Linked DNA regions of Homo sapiens: regions 1 and 2 are each linked to region 3. The links are chromatin contacts, found by Hi-C or POLR2A ChIA-PET in ENCODE. All regions are on one chromosome and are shown on one strand. The core of a region is the stretch at or near the end of the contact, and the rest is flanking DNA. Distances in the headings are between cores, read along the strand shown. Region 1 holds the start of YAE1 (YAE1 maturation factor of ABCE1). Region 2 holds the start of LINC00265 (long intergenic non-protein coding RNA 265). Region 3 holds the start of VPS41 (VPS41 subunit of HOPS complex).

Region 1 (4,967 bases), core at 915-3,414, 660 kb after region 3:
ATTAATATAACATGTTTTTTCCCTTTTATATTGTTGATGCAGGCTAGGCACAGTGGCTCATGCCTGTAATCCCAGCACTTTGGGAGGCTGACACAGGAGGATAGCTTGAGCTCAGAAGTTGGAGACCAGCCTAGGCAACATAGTGAGACTCCTGTCTCTACAAAAAAATCAAAAAATTAGCCAGGTGCAGTGGTACATGCCTGTAGTCCTAGCTACTCAAGAGGTTGAGGCAGGAGGATAGCTCAAGCCCAGGAGATCAAGGATGCAGTGAGTTGTGATCTCACCACTGCACTCCAGCCTGGGTGACAGAGCAAGACGCTGTTTTAAAAAAAAAAAAAATAGTCAATGCAATGAAATATTATTGATGTCCTAATATTGCAAAAGTTTGCTTTCCTGGTACAAAACCTCTTAAATTATTCTTTTGATAAAGTACTACCAGGTTGGTGCAAAAGTAAACCCCAATTAATTTTGCACCAACCTACTAGATTCTCTTTTGGATATATATTCACAAGCTAACTTGAACTTTGGGGTTTTTCTGGTACTATCTTTATGAAGTTACAGTAAGGCTGGCTTCATGAAATGATTTAAGGAGTTTCTTCTTTTTCTCTCCCCTAAAATGGTAAAAATAGTTTAAGACTCCATCATTCCTTAAAGATTGCAAAGGACTTAATGTGAAACTCCCAAGTCTCCATGACATTTTTAATAGTAGATATTTAATGTCCAATTTTTCTATGGTAATTAGTCTCTTCATGACCCTACTTCTTGGGTCAATTTTCTTAGAAAGTCATTCATATCTCTCAGGTTTTCGAATGTGTTGCTTTTGAGTTTTAGTTGGTAATTAATATTTTAATCTCCTTCTGCATCAGTGGTTATCTCATTTCTCATTCTTGTATAATTTTGTTCTCTTTAAAAATCTGGGTCATGACAGGATTATCTATCTTATTGGTGTTTTCAAATAATACAAAAAAGAATTGGACTTACTTATTCAAGTTTTGAGGTTTTCTATTTTATTGTTATCTTTATTGCTTACTACCATTTTGTTCCTAATAAAGATATATACATATATCTTAATATATTTACATTAATAAAATATACATATTTGTAGTTTATATATTTTTTATTTGTGGGATGCCAAATTCTCTCTGGAGATTTAAAATTGTAACATGAACCAACCACCCACTCCCACACACTTATGGTTCTTACTGTGCTTATTTAAAAATTTTTTTCATAGCATTTATTTATGATCTTCTAACAAACCTTATGCTACTTATATATTGCTTATTGTTTATCCTGTCAATTTTACATGACTATAAAGTCGACAAGGGTTGGGAACTTCCGTCTGTTCATTGATGTATCCCAAAGCCTGGAATGGTACCTGACACAAGGTAGGTGTTCAATAAATTGTTAGATAAATAAATCATAATCACATGACTCATTTTACCCAGGCAAAGGGCAAAACAGGAATACTACAGGTATTCATTCATTCACCAAAATAGAGTTCAGCATTTACTATGTGTCAGAACTGTCCTGGTGTTGACACAAGTCCCCACCCTTACCAAACCAACTGTTTACTTTAGGGCATATGAACAGGAATGGGAGGCAGAAGGATATCGTGAATCAATGAAAAAATATATTGGCTTTACAAATGTACTCTATATTTCTTACTAATCTCAAATTGGCTACAGTACCTCGCTTTTCGATCCTATTTTCCTTTACTCCACAATCCTAACAGTTTAAAATGTCGGCTTGTCAAATCCTTTAAATGCAGAGGAGATTCCAAAAGAGACAAAGTATTTGGGTGGTAATCGCCCATCGACTTTACTACCTTTAATAGTTTACCAAAGCGCGCGAATGTAAAACCCAGACCATGGTAAGACTACGGTGGAAATGGAAGGTGTCTCACTGAGGGTCCCGGTTGCCTTCTGCAAAGGTGAAGGTCGTGCCGGCCACGCGAGGAAATCTGCCTCGCTCACAACTCACAGGCACACATCAACACTGCCAACCGAGGGAGCCCAAAATCACCGCAAGCGAAAGGCTCCGGCGGCGGCCACGGGCCACAGCCCGCCTCCGCGCACACGCAGCCCCTCCCGAGCCTCCACTCGCCGTCTTCGCCCCGCCTTCGGACCGGAAGGAGTTGTTGGCGCTTCCGGTGGCCTGCGACCCCGTAATTGCCTCGGTGATGTCGTGGGTTCAAGCAGCCTCCTTGATCCAGGGCCCTGGAGACAAAGGGGACGTGTTTGACGAAGAAGCAGACGAGTCGCTCCTGGCGCAGCGGGAATGGCAGAGTAACATGCAAAGACGAGTCAAAGTAAACGTGGTGTGGACGGCGCGGGGTGCTGGGTTGTGGGAAGAGGCGCGGAGTTGTGAAGAAGCTGGGTCCAGAGTGGCCCCAGCCTGGCCCGGCGCTGCTCTCTTTATCCCTAGGGACCCGGTCCGACCCGCGTCTTGCTAGGATTTCTCGATGGTTACTTGAAAGCGTGTAAAACAACAAGACGCATTCTTTGAGCGCCTACGGGATGCGTTAGAAACTGAGGACCGACCAAAATTAACTATGTGTAGACTTTGAACAGTTTGCAGTTTGTTGAGGATCACAGGGAAAGGAGCTGGAGAGAAACATACACTATACTTATTATGGCTGTCAAAGGACGTGTACGCAGTTTATATGGGTGGCTTGAATGGGTAGGGAGCCTAAAGTTAAGGAGTAGTGTTAATCAAGACATATTGAAAAGATGAACTAAAGCATGCTGTCAGAGGACAATAAGGGAAAGCTAATGTGGAATACTGGTGTCTAGGTAAGGGAATATTAAAGTTGGTTTCTTTTTTATTTGTTAGATGTAACTTTTTCATCTCTAATTTGTCTCACTATTCATTGAAACTAAGCTTAATTTCTGTGTGCAGCCTACAGTATTTCTGGGTGAGGACCAAATAGTGAGGTCCACATCCACTTAATATATTTGCCAACCATTAAATTGCCGCTAAAGCTGCAGTTGGGAATCTGCCCTGTTTAATATTTCAGTAGAGTGGTATTTGCTTAGCCCAAAAACCATGTTGTCAATTACAAAAATGCTTTATGTGAGACTGGGGCCACACTAATAAGTATTGAGCATCTTTTAAATGCTGTGGCACCGTGAGAGATGCAGAACGAAATCACTACCCACAGAGCTTTTGCAGGTTAGTTGAATTTAGGTATTATGCAAAATTTCTGAAACCAGACTTCTCATCATCCTTTTTTTTTTAAACAATTTCCTCTCTCTGCTTTGCCCTGTCTCCTCACCCACCCACACCATTCCAATCAGTTGGCAAGAGCCCAGATGTGTAATTTTCCATATATCCTTTTTGTGAAGACATTGCTAATGCTGGGTTTTGTTTTTTGTTTTTTGGTTTTTTTAATCTTTTGAAGTGATTAGAAAAGTTTATTTTGTGCTTAGGATATTTTTCTAAGGCATCACAGGTTACACATCCAAACTCTTCAATGGTATAATATTTTATATTCTAAAGGAGAGACCTTTAAAGAAAACTTGTACATTATGCTACTATAAGTCTAGTGGATTCTCCTATCCGCAGAGCCTAGAAAGAAGGGGACATTACAGAAATTGTCTACTACATAATGGTCAGTTGATTCATTGTATTTATGGTTTTCCCCCTTCTTGTAAGGTGAAAACTATGTATGCCCTTTAAGGAGTATGCTCTTTAAGGAGTAAAAATACACTAAGTGTACCATCCTGTTGATTTCTACCTGTAAGATACCACACAATATTAGCAGTTAGGAAAGAACAGGAAAATATGAAGTTTGTATCTTAAAATATAAAAATGTGTGGCGAAACCCCATCTCTACTAAAAATACAAAAATTAGCCGGGTATAGTGGCGTGCACCTATAGTCCCAGCTACTTGGGAGGCTGAGGCAGAAGAATCACTTGAATCCGGGAGGCAGAGGTTGCAGTGAGCTGAGGTCATGCCACTGCACTCCAGCCTGGGTGACAGAGCGCGACTCCATCTCAAAAAATAATGATAATAATAAATATATATATATATAGTTAATGATTTTGAAACATCAAGCATTACAGACTGTAAAATTAATTAAGAACTTTCTGTATATGATGCCAAAGATACATTTAAAACATATACAAGAAGATGCTTTTTCCTGAGTAGAATGCAAACTTTGTTTTATATTAACCTTCTGTGAATTTTCAAAATGTAAAATACCAGGACTTTTCCACATCAGACAAAAATCAGGAATGTTCACCTTCACATCCAAAAAGAAAAATTTTAAAAGACAATTTCAAGTAGTTCAGCAAGAATGATTTAAAATCTGAAATGAATGGCCAAAATTTTAAATTATCAACAGACAGTTCAATTTGATGGATCTCTCAGTAAACTTCAGTTTGAAACAACAACAAAAAATGCTGTTTACTAAATCATAAAAGATAATTCCAGGATATTATCCAATTTGAAAAATAAAAAATGTAACCCGTAATAAATAAGAAAAATACAAGAGAAAATCAACCTTTATTGGAATCGAGAGAATACCATGGACTTTAAAACTTCCTAAATCAGTAGCTTATCCTATATTACCATGTGTAGAAAACTGCAACTAATTAATGTAAGGTAGTTTTTATTAGTTGCATAACTTAAAAATATGAGGAAATTTTGGAATATATCTCTAAAACCACGGAATTGTCACTGAAATATATATTTCTTGAGACAGTGGGCAAAGTTCCCATTTATGGGAAATACTTTCCTTTTTTCACACACATGAAACTGAGAAAAATTATATCAAATGAGAAATATTTTTCTCTAAAATAATCTTAAGTACCCCAATAATGCAATACTGGGGAAATGTAAATTTTCAAAACTCAGATTTGAAACAGGTTATTATTAAACAAATATACATAAATCTTATTGTTTGGCAAGATTTTTCAAAAATTAGAGAACTAGTTAAACCACCATACTGTCCTTAAATCATATT
Region 2 (4,962 bases), core at 1,483-3,982, 820 kb after region 3:
TAAGGTGGGCCCTAATTCAATATGATGGATGTCCTTATAGGATGAGGAAAAGAGGCCCAGAGGGAAAAGATGCCATGGGATGCTAGAGGCAGGGGTTGGAGTGATGTGTCTATAAGGCAAGGAATGCCAAGGGTTGCTGGCAAACACCAGAAGCCAGAAGAGGCAACAAAGGACTCACCTCTCAGGTTTCAGAGAGAGCACAGCCCTGCTTTTGGACTTTTAGCCTCCATAGCTGTGAGACAATCAATTTCTGTTGTTTTAAGTCACTCGATTCACAGTGCTTGGGTAGAGCAGCCCTCGGAGGTTAACACACCTGGCCACACCTGGGTGCAAGAGAGGCCAGGAAATACAGATATTATTCAGGGCAGCTGTGTGAGATTCTGTTATCATAGAAGAAGAAGAGAACAGAAAGTGGGGAATAAGTGGAGCGTCTGCCACAGGCGTTGAGGCCAGCAGGCTTGAGAACATCTCACTAAGTCCCAAAGAACTCAACAACTTACTTACCCAGAAAGCAGTAGAATGACCTCTGCAAGTGGCCAAGGCAGTGCAGACATGGCACTAAGAATCAGTGGATCTGGCTAGGCCTGTGTTCAGGACAAAGTGGACAATAGGGAGCTGTTAAGGTTCTTGAGTGGGACATGACATGAGGAAAGATCTGTCTCACCCATTGAAGACTACCTTGCCCATGACGCTATTACCACACTCAGCACAGGGTGTAAGACTCAGCAGACCCAGATCATGAAGGACTTGAATGGCAGGCTTAAGAGTCATTGGAGGGTGGGAATGCCTGCTATGAGATGTCCCTCATGTACTATCCGAGAGGACCCTGGGTCAAGGTCATGCCAAGAGGCAAGGCCAGCAGCAGACCTTTCTCTCTTCCTTCAGTCCATGTGTTATATCGATGAGCCAAAGGTGGCCTCTGTGTGTGGGTCCCTAGGTTGTTAATTTCTTCACCATGGGCTGAGACCTGTTAGCTCAAAAGCCTGCCAGTGCCACATTCAAATTTCTACACATCCAGTTATTTTTTAAAATGGTCCAAAGAAGCATATTTTTAGCCACTTAGAGGCTGCCTGCTTTGCATACCCTGCAAAACCTCACACACATTTGCTAGCAATAGATACGACATAGCTTTGTAGTTATAAGACCCCAAGCTGCTGCTTCCCTTTGGAGACTCCCTGCCATGCTGCTGAGGGACATCACCTAGACAGGGAAGCCCCCTCTCTGGTCACCCTCTCCCCCAGGAGATGCCTTAAACTCTCCCATTCTGGAAGATGGCTCCCCCATCTTAAAGCTGTGGATGGTCTCACGCTATGAGGAACTTCCCCTCTTATGCATCCCTATCCAAGCACTGCCCAGTAAAGCTTCTGTGTGCCTGCCTCTAGTGTTTCTATCTTTTTTCTTGATCAGCCTCCAAACGCCTGAAACCCTGAGACCTTGTAAGTCTCAAGCCCATGTACTCCTTCCTGGGGACGAGAGATTAGGATACACCACTTCCAGCCCAGCCCCGTTCTTTCTGGAGGAATCCTTGAAGCAGAAACTGAAGGTGAAGAGAACATACAGAGAGGATGGGACAGGATGGACACCAAGCTGGGGCCTCAGGAGGCGGCCCAAAGACCTCAGCCCCGAGCACTGCAAAGGAGCAGGTTTCCAGATATGGTCAGGGCACCATCAAGAATGGATACCCTTTCTAGGGCCATGTCTGGTTATAATCTGTTCACTTTGTTCAGTACAAACGATCACTTCCAGAGCAGAGGCTGGGGTGGAGAGTTTGGAATTTAAGTTTTAACACGTCCTAGAGCCAGTCTCCTTGAGGGCAGGAACCTTATTCTCTTATTCATTACTGCATCCCCAGGCCTTGGAAAAGGACCTGGCTCATAGTTGGTTCTTATTAATTCTGAGAAGGGAAGGAGGAATGACTTCCTTCCGGGGACCCTCCTCAAGCTGGACTGAGCCAGGTCCTATGACCACCTGCGGAAGAGCACCGCAGGGTTTGGGGCCATCTGCAGCAAGACAAGGTGTCATTCAGGCTCCCTGCAGCTCAGCTCTAGCCAATTCTCCTCCTTCCCGCCATGCACACTGCAACTAGTGGAGCAGTTTTCCAGGGTGGCACTTCCCTTTCCCACCCTCCCCCGTTAGGAAAAGCCCTTCTTCTCCTGAGCTCCCATCGCTGCCTGAACCCCACTCGGCCTGGCCCTGCAGAAGCGAAAGCCAGGGACCGGATTTCTCCTGAAGTCTTCTCTGCCAACGACAGTTCCTCTTCCACTCTCCCCCACCCAAGGGCCGCTCCTCTTACAGTAGACAGCGGTGCCTGCATCGAAATGGAATTCAGGAGGAGCACGTGAGGGGGAGGGGAGAGGTGCATTTTGGAGGAACTTGATAGGAGGTGCCTTGGGACACCCTGGAGGCGACGAAGCTGCGTCTCTCAGACTGCCACTCTTACTCCTCGCCCTGTAGCAGAACCCCAACCCCCGGCCTGAGACTCCAGGGATCGGCTGAGCTCGCGGGCTAACGCTGTGAAGCCTGCCCAGCTACCGTGACGTCACGAGACCCCCGCTATCTCGTTGGTGGCTATTTCCTCTCCCGCTGTGGTCCCTGGAGACGCCGGAGGAGATTTCCGTGACAACGGCAAGCTGGCTGCAACGAAGCCGCCCACGTAGGCCTCCCCGGCCTGCTGGAGGAGAGGGGATCCCCCGGGGCAGAGGCGGCTACACCCGGAGAACCCGGAAACCGGAAGCGCAGATCCTGCCGGCTCTGGACTAGCCGCTCAGCACCAGGGCGGAAGGAAGACGAGGCGAGGCAAGCGCCAAGCTTCCATCCGGACTTCAAGGCCAGTGGCTGGGTCTGGTTTTCTCAACACGGCCTCCTAGTCTCCTTCCCGCTTGGGCATCTGTTTTTCTTATATAGACCCTGAAGCCGCCCGTGATGTTCTGTAAGCAGGTTCCGCTTCAGAATCAGAGGTACTTAAGAGGGAACCTGGATGCTAGACCTGCCCTTGCTGCTGGCCTCAGTTTCTTTACCTGTAAAACAGGGATTTTGGAACTGTTAAATTAAATCAAACTTAAAAGAATTACAACTTAAAGCTGCTGGAACTTTACATGATCCCGAGCCTTGAGAGGAATGTGGCTATGCAGCCTGAGTCATGTGGCATGCAGATGCAACCTCTGCCTTTTTCCGCTGTAAATAATTAAGAAGACCAAGTAGCATCCAAGGTAAGACCCCTTTAGATCATTGTCCCTCCTCACAGTCATAATCTTCCTTGGAATGTAGCAATCTGAAACCAACCACATCGTTGTAGGTATGCAACTTGCATGCACATTTGTAATCCTGCTGGAATGTCCCTGCCTCCGTCTATATAATTGAAACCTTAACTTCACCTTGGAAACGCTGACATCATTTGTTTGGAGTCAGCGCTTTCCTGGATGGCCATCCTCAATCTTTGTGTTTAAATAAACTCTATGCTTATTTACATTTTCTGAACTTCATTGTTTAAGGTTGACAGAATGCAGGGGGCAGGGGGACAGTGCAGTGGAGGGACATTAGAACCCCTAGAGTCCTGTGACTCCCAGTCAGAGGGGTCGCTCAGCTGCCAGGTGTCTTTCAAGGGTTCAAGATGAAGTGACGTGCCCCAGGTCCCACAGTGAGGAAGTGGCTGAGTCAGAACATAGGTAATTTCCAGAGCTTCTAATTAGCAATTCACAAGGAGATCCTTCAGAGCCTCTGCTTCCCCATTTGTAGAATGAGGATTGTAAACCCTTCTTCAGTGGGATGCCCCTAGAATTATGTGAAACCACTACAAAAAGTGCCAAACACATGGCTTTTAATAAATGGCCATTATGTCTTTAATTTTTAATAAAGAAAATGGGTTCTTATTAAATTTGTATTCTGTGTTGGGTCATAATGCTTATTCTTCTGTTAACTCGTTCCTCTTTAAGCTAGTCTGGCTTCCTGGTCTTCCTCTCTCCACCTCACCTCCCACTTCTGGAATTCCTAGGGCTTCAGCTTGCTTCTCTCTTACCCTGGTCACTTCACTCTCCCCTCCAGTAGATCTTGAGAGGTCTGTACCTTAATTTGCTAGTCTCCTTCCCGTTCCAGGCATCAGTTTTTTTATATATAGATTTACCCTAGGCCAGGCACAGTGGCACACACCTGTAATCCCAGCACTTTGAAAGGCCAAGGTGGGCGGATCACGAGGTCAGAAGTTCGAGACCAGCCTGGCCAACATGGTGAAACCCTGTCTCTACTAAAAGTACAAAAATTAGCCAGGCATAGTGTGTGTGCCTGTAATCCCAGCTACTCGAGAGGCTGAGGCAGGAGAATCTCTTGAACCCAGGAGGTGGAGATTGTAGTGAGCTGAGATCGTGCCACTGCACTCCAGCCTAGATGACAGAGCAAGACTCGGTCTTGAAAAAAAACAAAAACAAAAATTAGCCGGGCATAGTGCACGCCTGTAATCCCAGTTACTCTGGAGGCTGAGGCAGGGGAATTGCTTGAAACCTGGGAGGCGGGGGTTGCAGTGAGCTGAGATCATGGCACTGCACTCCAGCCTGGGTGACAGTGTAAGACTCCGTCTCAAAAAAAAAAAAAAACAAAAACAACAACAACAACAACAACAACAATCAAAAATAAATAAATAATAAAATAGGAAAAAAGTTAGATTTACTGTAATCTGCTGTAAAATGGGACCCTGTCTCTTACATTCCCTCTGTCCTCACTATTCCCAAAGACAAGGTTACAGAACTTTGCCATAATTAAGGGTTTTGCAGTTTTTATTATGGAAACACAATTGGATGCAAGGAGAATAACAAACTAGAGGTAATTATGGAGCTTAAGGAAATAACACCAAGTCATCTGCCAGATGCTTAGATGTTGGCATCCCTGTGGGTACTGGCCTAAGCTGGCTTCTCACCTCAAGTACCCTCTCTGCAGATAGTTCCTACCTCTTTACTGGCAGCTCAGATCTCT
Region 3 (4,972 bases), core at 1,450-3,949:
CCATGCCTGGCTAATTTTTGTAATTTTTGTAGAGATAGGGTTTTGCTATGTTGCCCAGGCTCGTCTCGAACTCCTGGGCTCAAACAATCGCCCCACCTTGGCCTCCCAAAGTGCTGGGATTACAGGTATGGGCCATTGTGCCTGGTCCACGACTAGTCTTTTTAAGATACTGACACCACTGGAGAGGAGAATGCCCACTCCAACTACATATTGGCTGTTAAAGCATCAAAGTGGAATGGTGGCTTGAGGGAAAATCATTAAAATGGAAAGGGCTAATTCTACTTCATAAAGTAAAAAAACTATTTAGATTTAGGTTCTTACATATATTTTAAAAAGGTAGGGTATTCTAGTGAAAAGTCATGAGCTATGGAGACAGAGGACTGGAGATTTATTATATTATAGATATAAGCCTGAGCACGTTACTCAAGTTGCCTGAATTTCAATTTGTTTATCAGTAAAAGTCAATCATTTAACACAAATTTATTAAGTAACAAGCAATATTCTAGGTATTGGACATACAGCAGTGAACAAATCCTTGTCAGGATGTTCCAAGCTCTGTGGTAAGAGGTACACAGAAATATACAGGGAAAAAAAAAAAAACAAATTTTATAATACAGTATGTCAAACGGTGATGCACATTATAGGGAAAAATAATGCAGGAAGGTTTCAAAGCATGGTCAGGGAAGGTCGCAATGAAAAAGAACACTTGGACAAAGACATGAAGGAAATGAGGAAGCCTGTAAATATCAGGGTTCCTCAAAAAGGAACAGCATGAGCAAAGAGGCCCTGAGATAGGAACCTGCCTGGCTTTTTGAAGACTAAGAGAGCCAGTACAGCTGATGCAGAGTCACAGAAGGGAAGGAGAGTAGTGGGAAAAATGAGGTCAAGAAAAGGTGGCTAAGGGCAGCTGGGTCAAGGTCCTGTGGGACAACCAGGCTACCGTAATGGCTGTGGCTTTTCCTCTGAATAAGATTAGAAGCCCCTGGAAAGTCTAGAATATCAGAGGTGTTTCACCCATGTATGAGAGTAAACATTTACCTCATAGAATTCTTTTGGGAAGACCAAATGCAATATGGAAGGGTTTTTAAAACTAGAAAATAATGTACAAATGTGAAACATTATTATATCCCTAATTTTGTATGTGTCATTTTTATATCAGACAACTTTGTTAAATTCTTCTTCTGCACTAAACAGTGGTAAATATTTCATAGGTTTTTTTCAATGGAAGAAAAAACAATGGTTTTTCTAGGAGCAACTCTCTCCATTTCTATTCCACTATATCTAAGAACATATGAAACTCAGTTTTTTGCTTTCAAATCAAACCATAAAACAAACATTTCAACATGAAATAAAGATGCACAATGTGAAAAACAATCTCACCCTTATTCAAAGGAGCAATGGCAGTCATGAAATGATATGTTCTTAATGAGTGTTTTCCTTTGAACTGCTAGAATGGAAATAGGAGTCTCTAGTGTTAGATAAGAGACTTTGTTATCTTGTTATCACAAGGACCAGCCAAACCAAATTTCTACCTAGTCAAACGTCTCAATTATTGGCATATATAAAATATATACAGAACAAATTTTCACTATGAAGTAAAAACAAATGAAGTATGTTGAAAATAGTAAAAATTATTGAACTAGGTAAATGACTCTTATGATACTAAACAGCCCATCATCAAGTCACTGTTTAGAGACAATGACTGCAACTGACAGCCCTGTTAACTTGTGAAGAAAAACAGTATCCAACTGAAATAACACTGGAAATGGAAACTTAAGTTATCTCCCCCAAGTTCTAGCCTCTTTTTTGGTCTGCTTCTCTTTTTTGTCTTTTTTATTTTACTTCGTCATTTCATAAAATGTGTGATTACCACTACTGCTATATGAAAATAATTCATATTCCCATCACCAATTTCTACCCTAAACTTCAGTGCCACGTTGCCAGTTGTTGACTGGATACTACCAGCAACAAATAATCCCATTTAATTTTTACTAAGCCCAACAGTTCTAAGTACTCTAACTTTGTGTATAAACTCCTCTCTCCATCTTAAACCACCCTCTGAGGACGGCCTTATTATTACCCCCATCTCACACTGGAAAGTTAAATAAGTAGCTCAAAGTAGCACATTGGGTAAGAAAAGGAACCAGCACTTGGACCCCAGGCATTTTTGCTCCAGAACGGATGCATTTAATCCCTGCTGCACCGCAACAGTGCTCCAGCTCTGTACCTAACTCCAATAGATACAAAACAAAACTCATCGTCTACTCTCTCCTAGTTCTTATTGTCCTACTTCAAGTGGAAAGCAACTTAAATTTCAGTCACCCGGCCTCTCTTCCTCCTCCCACAGGCAGTCAGTCCCTGAGGTAGCCGGGCCTGCCTTCATGCCAAAATTTCCCTGGGCAAAGGCCACAGGGATGGGGCCCGAGGAAAGGCAGCCCGAACGCGGGGGTGTGTCAGAGCGCTTTCCCTAGGTGCCCTCCCGGGGCTGGCATCCTCTCTGCTCCCCGAAACCAACTTTCGCCATCCCACCCCGCCCTGCCGCGGACCTGCCTTGCGCTATTCCAGCAGCTCCGCACCTCCACCCACTCCACTCCACCCTCCCCAAACAGCCCACCCTAGTCTCTATATCCCTGTGCCCTCAACTACCACCTGCACCCTTTACCTGCTCCTCTGCTTCCGCCATGGCGCCACGGGAGAGTCACCTGACAGACCCGGAAATAAGAGGAAACCACACACTTGGCCCAGGGCCTTCTGGGAAATGTAGTTTTAGCTTCATCTGAGCCTGGAAATCTCTTCTAGGGGACGGACCTGCTAGGGTTCATTTCTGCTGCCAATTCTCCAAACTCAATGGAATTCTGCTTTGAAGGATGTGAACATAACCATTGCTAATACTATAGCTTATTTTATTGTTGTTCTTGTTTCTCTAGTTATTCTAGTGTTTATTAAGCACTTACTATGTCATGCCCTGGGTTTATAGCTTTGCATAAATTATCTCATTTAATCCTCACAGCAATTCCTACTATCATCCCCATTTATAGGGGAGAATACCGTAGCTCAGAGGTCATGCAGCTAGTAAGAGGCAGAACTAGTAATAGAATTCAGCCCTGCCTGATGCCAAAGTCTCTGTGATTGCCAAATGCTGCTTACTCTAAAAGTGTTCTTGTCCTTTTTTCTCTCTCTTTTTTAAGTATATTCAGTGAATATAAAGCAGTCTTTGCAGTGGAGAGTCAGAGAAAATTTATACGCCAACAAATAATATCATTATTTTTGCTTGCTACTTTGTCTTCTCCTGTCATATGAACATTGATTTAAAAAAAATCTCTGTTGTTTAATAAATTAATTGTTAAACTTTTGTTGAGGATATTCAATAGGTAAATGTTCAAGTGAAGACACAATATGAAGTTGTCCTTGGTCAAAATCTGCACAACCACTGTATTACTTCCAGCCTTCAGAATGACTGATTCCTTCTCCATGTTTCTGAACATTATGAATTCTGTTTCTTAACCCTCAGGAATCTGCAGCACCTTGTCCAAAGACAGACATTTTACAATTTCCATTCACTGGAGTAGCTGGTGACCAGCAGAGGGCATTGCAAATGGCAGCATGTGGTGATTGCCTCAGTACCTTTTTTGACTCCCTGTGCCTCATTGACTCTGACCCAGTAGGAAGTCATGGACTCAGTACTCTGTCTGTAGCTTGCTCAACCCATGATTCCTCAATGGCCCAGAAGCCAAGGTGACATCATCTCTGAGACACCTGTCTTCTCCCCAGGGCCTAAACAGCCTTACCTCCATCTTCTTCCTCCAAGCCTTGCTGGGGTTCCTCTTCCAGTGGGCTAATCACTCAGCCGACAGGATAGACCACCCTGAGGCATTTAAATGTCTATAAGCAGCCAGGTGCAGTGGCTTTCACCTGTAATCCCAGCACTTTGGGAGGCCAAGGCAGTCAGATTTCATGAGCTCAAGAGTTTGAGACCATCCTGGACAACATGGCAAAACCCTGTCTCTACAAAAAATACCAAAAATTAGCCGGGCATAATGGTGTGCGCCTGTAGTTCCAGCTACTCAGGAGGCTGAGGTGGGGGTTAAGGCTGCAGTGAGCATTGATGGTGCCACTGCACTCCAGCCTGGGCAACAGAGTGAGACCCTATCTGAAAAAAAAGAAAAAAGAAAAAAGAAATCCATAAGCAAGCACCCAATGCCCTAAGTATAAACCTAGGGCAAGTATAAACCTAACCCAAGAGTTTCTAAAATCTCTTGCAAAGCAGCCCAGGGCCAAACATTGCTCATGATGAACTCCAGATCCCAGAAAAACTTTAATACAGACCAAAGAGACTGTGGAAGCCCTCAGTCGAGTATCCACGGGAAAGAGAAATAAAATGAGCTCTTCCACTTTTCTGACTTTCCTCACAAACTCCAATTTTCTCTTTTCTGTTATGAGTGACAGCCACCCATAAACCTCTAGGACTACAGCCTCTCCAACTGGGCAATCTCCTCTTCTATGCTGAATGGATGAGATTGGGATGAAGAAGGAAAATAAGGGATTATTACCACTGTCTTAACCACAAGGTCATTTTTGTTTTATGGTTCCATTTTATTTTGGTGAGAAGTCAAGCAGCCCAAGCAAGCAAAGCTGAAGGCCATCCACTCTGGGCCTTCCTGGCCTTTCTACTTTTCTGGAATGAGAATGTTTATTCTCTTTCTCAAGAAGGGTGTTATGGGTCTTATTAAAGATATAGCCAGACTTTATAGGTTTTCCTCTGCTCATTTAACCGTAGAAACTCTCAATTCCCCAAGTTTGTTCCGCATTCAGTATACTCTCTTGATTACAATAAAGTATTATGAGCCTCTTTCCTTTTGGAGAGACTGGAAAAGTGAAGAGACACAGGTATGGAAAGGTGAATTAGAGGAAGAAACCTACTATGAACTAGCAGGTTCGTGCTGGGACAGTGGACAGGATGAAATTCACATGT

The links. Hi-C counts contacts between places; a loop is a spot of excess contacts on that map. ChIA-PET counts read pairs that join two places held with the same protein, here RNA polymerase II (POLR2A). Pooled maps may share reads with other maps.
Region 1: a loop to region 3 is called in a map of CD8-positive, alpha-beta T cell, with 4 times the contacts of the local background. The contact joins the promoter of YAE1 here to the promoter of VPS41 in region 3. A Hi-C loop is called at or near these places in 4 of 168 maps with a recorded cell type or tissue (CD4-positive, alpha-beta T cell, CD8-positive, alpha-beta T cell and naive thymus-derived CD4-positive, alpha-beta T cell), 1 of 37 single-sample maps with no recorded cell type and 12 of 50 pooled maps. POLR2A ChIA-PET finds 5 or more read pairs at or near these places in 1 of 52 experiments (T-cell).
Region 2: a map of CD8-positive, alpha-beta T cell shows a loop between it and region 3 (8-fold over the local background). The contact joins the promoter of LINC00265 here to the promoter of VPS41 in region 3. A Hi-C loop is called at or near these places in 2 of 168 maps with a recorded cell type or tissue (CD4-positive, alpha-beta T cell and CD8-positive, alpha-beta T cell), 2 of 37 single-sample maps with no recorded cell type and 13 of 50 pooled maps. POLR2A ChIA-PET finds 5 or more read pairs at or near these places in 1 of 52 experiments (activated B cell).

The regions. Positions count from the first base shown.
Region 1 is chr7:39,564,240-39,569,206 of GRCh38, forward strand. It overlaps YAE1 (YAE1 maturation factor of ABCE1), which reads left to right and starts at 2,165. Exons shown (of 3, transcript NM_020192.5): 1 at 2,165-2,308. The coding sequence starts at 2,180. It overlaps YAE1-DT (YAE1 divergent transcript), which reads right to left and starts at 2,110. Exons shown (of 3, transcript NR_187579.1): 1 at 1,904-2,110. It also overlaps the pseudogene TMX1P1. RefSeq lists an enhancer at 2,002-2,451.
Region 2 is chr7:39,730,836-39,735,797 of GRCh38, forward strand. It overlaps LINC00265 (long intergenic non-protein coding RNA 265), which reads left to right and starts at 2,733. Exons shown (of 12, transcript NR_026999.1): 1 at 2,733-3,209. RefSeq lists enhancers at 2,136-2,235, 2,326-2,395, 2,553-3,752, 2,686-2,765, 3,957-4,728.
Region 3 is chr7:38,906,492-38,911,463 of GRCh38, forward strand. It overlaps VPS41 (VPS41 subunit of HOPS complex), which reads right to left and starts at 2,700. Exons shown (of 29, transcript NM_014396.4): 1 at 2,663-2,700. The coding sequence starts at 2,683. RefSeq lists an enhancer at 2,708-2,807.